Regions from separate parts of the Homo sapiens genome. Here region 2 is linked to region 1. Evidence: chromatin loops called from intact Hi-C (ENCODE). Cell type or tissue: B cell. All regions are shown on one strand. Links, peaks and the distances in the headings refer to the core of each region. The heading gives the core; the rest is flanking DNA.

Region 1 (4,521 bases), core at 251-4,250:
CAATAGGAGTCCAGGGACACTAGAATTCTGCCACATTCAGGACACTCAGACACAACAAAGTCCCATGACTTATCCATATCCCTTAGAATAATTCATGAGCCTAGAAACTCACTCCATTTTACACAGAACTCTAGGTATTGATGGCAGCTTTCAAAGGACATTGAACATAGAGTTTGTAGTCTCTGCCCACAGACACCACTGTTCCTTTTTCCCTAACTGCCTGTGCAGAGTGCTGCTGAGCCGTGTGGCTTCCTGCTCTTTGATTGGCCTACTCATCACTGGAGGTGCAGACGTCTCGCTGCTTCTGGGGTTTGTCTAGTGTAGCTACACGTAATCATTTTCACATATTTATTATAAGTTCATTTTATAGAAGTTATTATTTTGTATTATCTGTATTATTTTATAACAAGCTTGTTCCCTTTTCCCTCTTTTATATTACAATTAAGACATCATCCTGATTTGCTTTTAGGTTATACATATAGGTAATTCCTATTATTTTTGAATTTCATTTTAGAATAGTAAAGCATCATCATAAGATATCATAAAATACAGTTCAGTCTAATAGGGCTGAGGATCGCTGTTCCCGTGGAACTCTGCTATGGACGTTTGCTAAGAGGCCCAGAATCGGATTTTTCCAGCAAGAACATCCTGATTTTACTGTGGGGAATATTTATCTACTGGACCCAGTCTTGACGACCTTGATGGGCGGTCTTAGTTTGGCAAAGGTTGTTTGCACTGACATTTGAAATCCACCAGAGACCCAGTGCCAATCAGCATGAGAAGTCATCTTCTCAAAGCATCAGTAATTTATGCAAAACAGCACATTCCCCTTCTATTCCATTTTAGTTCATTTCTCTGTTCTCCTTCCAGCTCTTTCCATTCCTCCAGAAAGGTCTTTTCTGTTTAATTCCTGGGTAGAGATGGCTCCTTGTACCCCAGTGTCCTTCCCTTCCTTCAGACAGTGATTTTTAGTTGGGTGCTTGGTCACCTAGGCTAAAGATTGCTGTTCCCAGTCCCCCTGCAGGAGATGTGCCACCTGACCACGATCTGTCCAAAGGGATGTGAGAAGTGAGGGATGCAGGTTATGTGTACCCTTAGAGATGAGTCCTGCTAGCCGGACTCTGTGTACCCTTAGATATAAGAGTCCTGCTGGCAGGACTCTGAGTACAGAAAGGAAGCATCTTGGAGCTTGCTGCCAAAGGTCCTAGCCTAGTGATGGCAAAACAGGAAGACAGGAGGAGCTGGGGTCCCTGACAATGGAGCCGCCACAGCAGCCCTGGGCCATTGCTTTTGACTATTGTGTGCTAGAGAAATAAACTTCTATCTTAACATACTGTTATTTTGTGTGTGGCAAAGCGTGTGCTCATCACAAACCCATTTCTTCTTCCTGGATTCACATGGAGACCACATTTCCAGCGTCCTCTGTATCAGGTGCAGGTATGGAGTGTAAGCTTTCATGGTGGATGCTTCAGGGCATCCAGAACAAAGATGAACGCCCCACAGAGCTATCTTGAGAGCCACAAGCTGAAGGTGGCAGTGCCACAGGAGAGAAGGATCCTGGGTCCCCAAACCACAGGGGGGCACTCCCTACACACAACCAGGAGCATTCGCTTGGACAATTAGAGGAACAAGAAACAAACCTTTATTTGGTAAAGCCACTCACATTTTGGAGTTTGATACCTTGTATGACCTTAATTAATTCAAGTTTATGTCCCAGCTCTCTACATCCTAATCAAAGAGCCCTGAGCACACAAAAGAAAAAGATCTAGGTCTTTCTGGAATTTCTGCATAAAATATTCATAAATTAATTGGTAGAAAGAAACCTGTCAGTCATCCACTTGCACAGCAAATACCCATTGAGCTTCAACTTGAGCACAGTGGTGACAGAATGGAAAAGGAACCTGTAGGGTCCCTGCTCTCCTGGAGCATATGATGGGGACAGTCAGCGGACAGGTCAGTACTGCAGGGATTTTTATGGAAGGAGGTGTGTTAATCGAATTTTCGTGAAACAAATCACATTCTGACTTCCTGCCAATGATATAATTTTATTTTCTGCTTTAGAAATCTTTCTTGGTGTAAAATGATGAATGCTTTCATAATATAAGCAACAAATCCCCACTTTTTCTTGTTTCATCTTCTGTAAGTTCTGGATTCTTTGTCTGGTTTTCTAAAGGCAGTGCACTCTGGTTCAGCAAAGGTTGTTTACATTGACATTTTAAATCCACCAGAGACCTATTGCCAATCAGCATGAAAAACCATCTTCTCAATGCATCAGTAATTTATGCAAAACAGCCCATTCCCCTTCCACTTTGTTTCAGTTTATTCTGAGGCTCTGGCCAGGCCTCTGTCAAGCCTGGTGGCATCTTTCAGGCGTGCACAAATGACCTACAGATACAGGGGTCTCCATTCTCATGGTGAGACTGGGTGAACTCCCAGATGTTCCCAATGCATCCCTTCTGGTAGGTTTCTCCAGGAAGGTACATCCTGCAGAGCCATCCTTTGGCCTGCACCATCTCATTCTGAATTTCTGGCTCAGAAGTCAACAAACTACAGCCTGTGGGCCAAACCTGATTACACTTGATTTTGTAAATAAAGTTTTATTGCAACACGGACACACTCATTCATTTACATATTGACTGTGGCTGCTTTTGCAATAAAATGGGGAGAATTGAGGGCAGAATGGCCTCCACAACCTAAAATATATATATATATTTTGTCCAAGATGGAGTCTCACTCTGTCGCCCAGACTGGAGTGCAGTGGCATGATCTCAGCTCACTGCAGCCTCCATCTACCAGGTTCAAGTGATTCTCCTGCCTCAGCCTCCTGATTAGCTGGTACTACAGGCATGCACCACCATGCCCAACTAATTTTGTATTTTTTTTAGTGGAGACGGGGTTTCACTGTGTTGGTCGGGTTGGTCTCAAACTCCTGACCTCAAGCCATCGCCTGCCTCGGCCTCCCAAAGTGCTGGGATTACAGGCAAGAACCACCACACCCAGCCAAAATACTTTCTATTTTATACCCTCTGGTTCTTTTTAGAAAACGTTTGCCAACTACTGACCTAGATAATTAACTTCCTTGGTTTTGCCTAATTGCCCTGGTTTGGGTAATTCTGTAAGTGTGACCTCTGGCTCCTCCTTACCCTGCATCTTGAAGCTGAACTTGAGTGGATGGAGTTTCTAGTTCTTTAATGGGAATTTGGCTCAGAGTCAATAGAAAGAAAAGAAAAACACACTTTTTAAGGTTTTATATTTTATTAAATTAAATCGGATTGAAAACAAAAAGCAACAGTCCTCAGGTCCTATGTTTTCACCTTCAGTCCATGCCTAGGGTTGACCACTTTTGATAGTTTCAAATTTTTTGGTGCTTCTGGAACTCTAAATATTAACCTTCAAGTTCTAGCTCTAGACTTGTCAACTTCAGAGAGTGGCTATTGACTAGGAAGGCTGACATCCTGCCAATGATATAATTTTTATTTTCTGCTTTAGAAGTAGTGGAGCTTATTAGTTCACTTCTCTGAAGCTAAACAGTCTGGATTTGAAATTCCAATACTAATACGTTCTGGTAAATAAGTTATTTTACTTCTTTTGACCCTCTATTTTTACGTCTGTAATATGGAATAATAATAGAAATGGTCTCATAGTGTCCTTGAGAAGACTGCATGTGTTAATTCACGTAAAACCAAAGTGAAGAGCTTCTTGTATATAAGAAACAGTCCGTACATGATGATTCCTTTGTTTTTTCTTTCACATTTTAAGTAACACTTGAATATCTTTTTTTTTTTTGAGACAGGGTCTTGCTGTGTTGTCCAGGTTGGAATGTAATGGCATGATCATGGCTCACTGCAGCCTTGACATCCTAGGCTTGAGCGATCCTCCCAGCTCAGCCTCCCAATTAGCTGGGACTATGGACCTGTGCCAGCATGCCCAGGTAATTTTTTAAATTATCTGTAGAGAAAGGTCTCCTTATGTTGCCCAGGCTGGTCCCAAACTCCTGGGCTCAACGAATCCTCCTGCCTTGGCCCCCTAGACTGCTAAGACAATAGGCATGAGCCACTGCGACCAGCCAAACTTGAAAGTCTTTCTTTCTTCATCCATCTATGGACATAACCCTTGGCTCCCCAGTTACCAGATGATAATACTATAAATGTACACAGTGCCTACTTTATGTCAATTGCTGTCCTGAGAATTTGACATAAACATTAATTTACTATAATTGGCAACTGCATCCTCCAGTTGCTCAGGCCCCAAACCAGAGAGTCATCTTGGACTTCTCCCTTTCACTCAGCATATGCACTCCATCAGGAATCCTGCTGGCTTCATCTTCGGAATGCATCTCAAATCCAGTCACTTCCTACCCCGTCCACAGTGCCACCCAAGTCCTGGTCATCTCTCACCTGAATTATCACAACAGCCAAAGTACATGCTAGCATCCTTGTAATGATCCACAAGGCACTTACCCCTGAGCCCTGGAGCCCCTCTGTGCATTGCCTTCCATTCCCATACCATTCCACCTACCAT
Region 2 (4,262 bases), core at 263-4,262, 62 kb before region 1:
GGTGGAGGGAACACTGGAAATGGCTCTGCCGCTCATGTGCTGTGTGTCCTTGGGCAAGTGATTTGGCCTCTCTGAAAACCAGTTTCCTCCCCTGTGAATGGCAGAAGTTGGGTCAGGTGATTTCTTAGGGCCTTGCCTGCTCTAAGCATTTCATGGTCTCAACATTCTCATAAACAGGACTTAGCTTAGGTCAGTGGTCTCCATGTTGGCTGCACATTTGAGTCACCTGAGGGACATTATCGACTCTGGTGCTTCTGTGTTCTACCCAGATGATCTGATCTGATAGATTTGGGGTCCAGCTTGGCCATCAGGAATCTTTAAACCTTCCCAGATGTCACTAACATATAACCAGGATTGAAAGCCACTGGGCTACGCCTGATTTTATAGAAGAGGAAACTGGGCTCACATCTCTGGTCAGCAGGTCAGCCACCAGCAGAATCCAGTGACTCCCGCTTGCAGGTGTGGGACCTCACAGCCACCCTCTGCAGTGCAGCGCATCTCTAGGACCTGGGGAACATTGCACCTTTCCATTCTTCAATAAACTTCTCCTCCATCTCTTTCCCTCTCTGCCCCGCCCCTCGCTCCAATGAGCTAAATCTCTCTCAAGTAGCTCCTGCCTCTGTCCTGTGAACGTGCCTGCCAGGAGGAGTCGCCATGCCTGGTTACCTCCTTGAACTAGGGAGGAAGGAGGGAAATATGGGCTTAGACACGTGGAACTCAGGGTCTCCCATGTCACTCTGACTACCACCCAAAGCACCTTGCTCTGGGTTTGTCACAGGACAAGGGGAAGCTGCTGTGATGTCACTGAGGGTAATGAGAAAGTTGAAGAAGAAAGAGGAGAGAAATAGCACATCTGTAATTAGACATTCTTCCTGGTTGCTTCTTTGCATGTTGAAAATGGCTTGCTACAATCCAGTCATGTTTAGCCCCTTGGGGTCCCTGGTGCAGTGAGTCCAGGACCAGGACTGGGGGCTTTACTCACAGCTGCCTTCCCAAGTCCTGTTGACCTTTGAGCATCTCCTGCCCCAGGGCCCAAGAGAGCGCTGCAGCAGCCACACACAACATGAGATGCTTCTCTGGGTGTGCCTGGCTTCACCCTTCTGTGCTTCTGATGGCAGAAGATAGAAAGTGTCTCTTCCTTCCTTGCAAGCATTTCCATCTCGGAAGACTCTCTGGGGAAAGAACACGAAGGGGGAGAGGCTTCCTAAGTCCCTTCACTGGGGGCTTATCCGTGACCGACGTTCCTGGGGAGACATACATTTCATCAGTCACTTTCCATCTCACTCCACTCTCCCTCCTCCTCTCTGCAAGCTTACACTGCAGCCCGATGGAATTACACACAGTGCCCTGCATATGCCAAGGTTCTTCCACCTCTAGTCATGCTGCTTCCTGTCCTGACACCCCCTTCCCAACTCGATCCTGCTGAGCAGCCTGGGATCTGTGTACGGGACGCCCCTCAGAGTCACCCAGACACAGGGGAAGCTGGGGTGTTTATTCCCCGCCCCTCAGTCACAGGTGCAGGCCTGCTCCTGGGGCACTCACCCCAGCATCTCCAACGCTAAGGCAGCTCAGAGAGCCACTTTCCTGTCCAAGGAACCCTTAGAGACCATTCCCAGGAGGAGCGAATGTCCACCTGTGTGGCGTCCTCCTGGGGCGCTCCTTCTAGGGGGGACCCCAGTCCCTCCTGCCCTTCCACCCAGAATCCTCCTGTCTCCTGGGTGAAAACTGGAGCCCAGATTCTAGCTCTGCTGTGTCTCTCAGACTCTGGTGAGTGTCAGAATGTTTTGGAGGCCTTGTTAAAACTCCGATGGCCAGGCCCACCCTGAGGTTCTGATTCAGGAGGTCTCAGCAGAGCCCAGAGCTGGCTTTCCCAGCAGGGCCCCGGGGTGCTGATGCTGCTGCCCCTAGGACCACCCCTGAGAGCCCTGGCTCTCCACCAGAGCCTGCTCACCTGGAGACAGTGACCACAGGCCACAGGTCACCCCTCACTGCTTCACTCCACGCCCTCTCCTGTGACCTCATCTCCTCCCACCTCCCCCTGGGTCACGTGGCTCCAGCCACACCCACCTCCCTGCTGTTCCTCACCCAGGATCACCAAGGTCTCTCCTACCCCGGGGCCTGTGCACCTGCTGTGCCTCTGCTTGGGGTGCTCTTCCCAGGGCTTGCCCACCTCCTCAGAGAGGCCTCCTGACCCCTGACACGGCCTTGCCCTTCACCTCTATCGTCCTTTAGAACAGCCCCCACCTCCCGCACATCATGCAGTTGCAGGTTCAATGGCTACTGCTTGTCCTCCAGACTCGTGAGTAACTCGTGAGGTGGGGCGGGGCGGGGGCGGGGGCGGGGGCGGGAGGGGTGGGGGTGTTTTGTTCCCTGCTCTGTCCCGGCACTCAGAGCAGTGCCTGGCAGGGGTGGGTACTCAGTACACACCTGTTAGCAAGTGACTCCGATGCAGGGACCGTTCTCTCTAATCTCCAAGTCCACCTTTCTTATACTAAGGATTTTCAGTGTTTTTTCATGCACCATCCAATCTTTTTTGACTCTTAGATCATATGCCTCAGAGCCCATCTGGGTACAAAAACACCCGTTTTCAAAAAAGGAACCAGAAAGTGGTTTCATCTCGCTTTAGGATGTGAATGAAAGCCTCTCCTTCCGTCTCCCGAGAAGGGACTTTCAGAAGCTGCAGGTGCCCAGGTCCAGGCCCCACGCTGTGGCCCCGCAGGGACTGTACTCACTCTTTATTTTTCTCTTTTCCAGCTCTCCACAAGCCAACAGCTCTCTCCTGGCTTTGATTTTCAACCATTTAAGTTGAAAAAAATTCAAAACAAATGAAATGCACTTAAGAGAAAGCCTTGAGGAGTTCAGCAGGCCACCCAAAGTGAAGGGACTCCTTTGGGGGTCTTTGTTGTTATCAATTATTTATTGAGCCCTGATGTGTTCCTGGCGCCACCAAGACCGAAAGGAGACAGGGTCCCTGCCCTGGGGCATCCCAACAAAGAAGGGAGAGTTTGTGAAGCTTAAAAATGTCCCAGATGGTAAAACAGTTACACGTCATACCTCAAGGCTGCTCTATACTTTTATTATAGTTTTATTCTTAAGGCTGTTTATTTATTTTCTGATGTAAAAGGTAATAGAAAGTTTATAAACTATTCCTAGAATATAGACAAAAAATAAAATTCGACTTCGTCCAGCATTTTTAATGCACATGTAAGAACTCTACTTGGTTTATGGCCGGGCGCGGTGGCTCACGCCTGTAATCCCAGCACTTTGGGAGGCTGAGGCGGACGGATCATGAGGTCAGGAGATCGAGACCATCCTGGCTAACATGGTGAAACCCCATCTCTTGCTAAAAATACAAAAAATTAGCCGGGTGTGGTAAGCAGGCGCCTGTAGTCCCAGCTACTCGGGAGGCTGAGGCAGGAGAATGGCGTGAACCCGGGAGACGGAGCTTGCAGTGAGCTGAGATCGCACCACTGCACTCCAGCCTGGGCAACAGAGTGAGACTCCGTCTCAAAAAAAAATAAAAATAAAAATAAAAATAAATAAAATAAAATAAAAAACTCTACTTGGTTTATGAAACTGGGATTTAGTTTGAACGTGTACTCTTCAGAATCTGCCTTGAGTTGACATCAAATTACATCACCTACATTTATTCATTTTTCTTTTCTTTCTTTTTTTTTTTTCAGAGTTTCGCTCTTATTGCTCAGGCTGGAGTGCAATGGCGCGATCTCGGCTCACTGCAGCCTCCACCTCCAAGGTTCAAGCAATTCCCGTCTCAGCCTCCCTGAGTAGCTGGGATTATAGGCGCCCGGCTAATTTTTTGTATTTCTGGTAGAGACGGAATTTCGCCATGTTGGTCAGGCTGGTTGCTTACATTTCTTTATGTCATAAAGCAGGCTTCAAAACAGAAATTTTAATCTCTTCAGAATATTCCATCACATAGATATATGATAATTGCCTTCAGTAGTCCTCTATTGCTGGATGCCAGTTTTTTTTGTTTTGTTTTGTTTTGTTTGGTTATTATAAATAACACTGCCATGAACTTCCTTAGTTTCGAAAGATTTGAATCACTCTCATTATAATTTCAGTTTATTTGTTAATTTAATGTATTTTTTGAGACAAGGTCTCACTCTGTTACTCAGGCTACATTACAGTGGCGCAATCGTAGTTCACTGCAGCCTCAAAATCCTGGGCTCAAGCGATCCTCCCACCTCAGCCTCCTGAGTAACTGGAACTAAAGGCGCACCCCGCCACACCCCACTAGT

What was found. Hi-C counts contacts between places; a loop is a spot of excess contacts. Peaks named below come from ENCODE experiments on the same cell type or tissue, not always from the same donor. Only the 100,000 strongest peaks of a DNase experiment are listed, where the experiment ranks them.
Region 2: it touches region 1 in a loop (3-fold over the local background); 1 of 110 quality-filtered maps calls a loop at or near these places.

The regions. Positions count from the first base shown.
Region 1 is chr20:48,420,160-48,424,680 of GRCh38, forward strand. No RefSeq gene overlaps it. Among named protein-coding and RNA genes, the nearest start is that of LINC00494, 63 kb to the left of the region's middle. In B cell, for the core only: no CTCF peak of the experiment used is centred there; a DNase peak (open chromatin) is centred at 2,282; H3K4me3 peaks cover 454 bases; H3K27me3 peaks cover 165 bases.
Region 2 is chr20:48,357,852-48,362,113 of GRCh38, forward strand. It overlaps LINC00494 (long intergenic non-protein coding RNA 494), which reads left to right and starts at 2,060. Exons shown (of 5, transcript NR_026958.1): 1 at 2,060-2,299. In B cell, for the core only: no CTCF peak of the experiment used is centred there; DNase peaks (open chromatin) are centred at 730, 2,060 and 2,590; H3K4me3 peaks cover 1,732 bases; H3K27ac peaks cover 3,808 bases.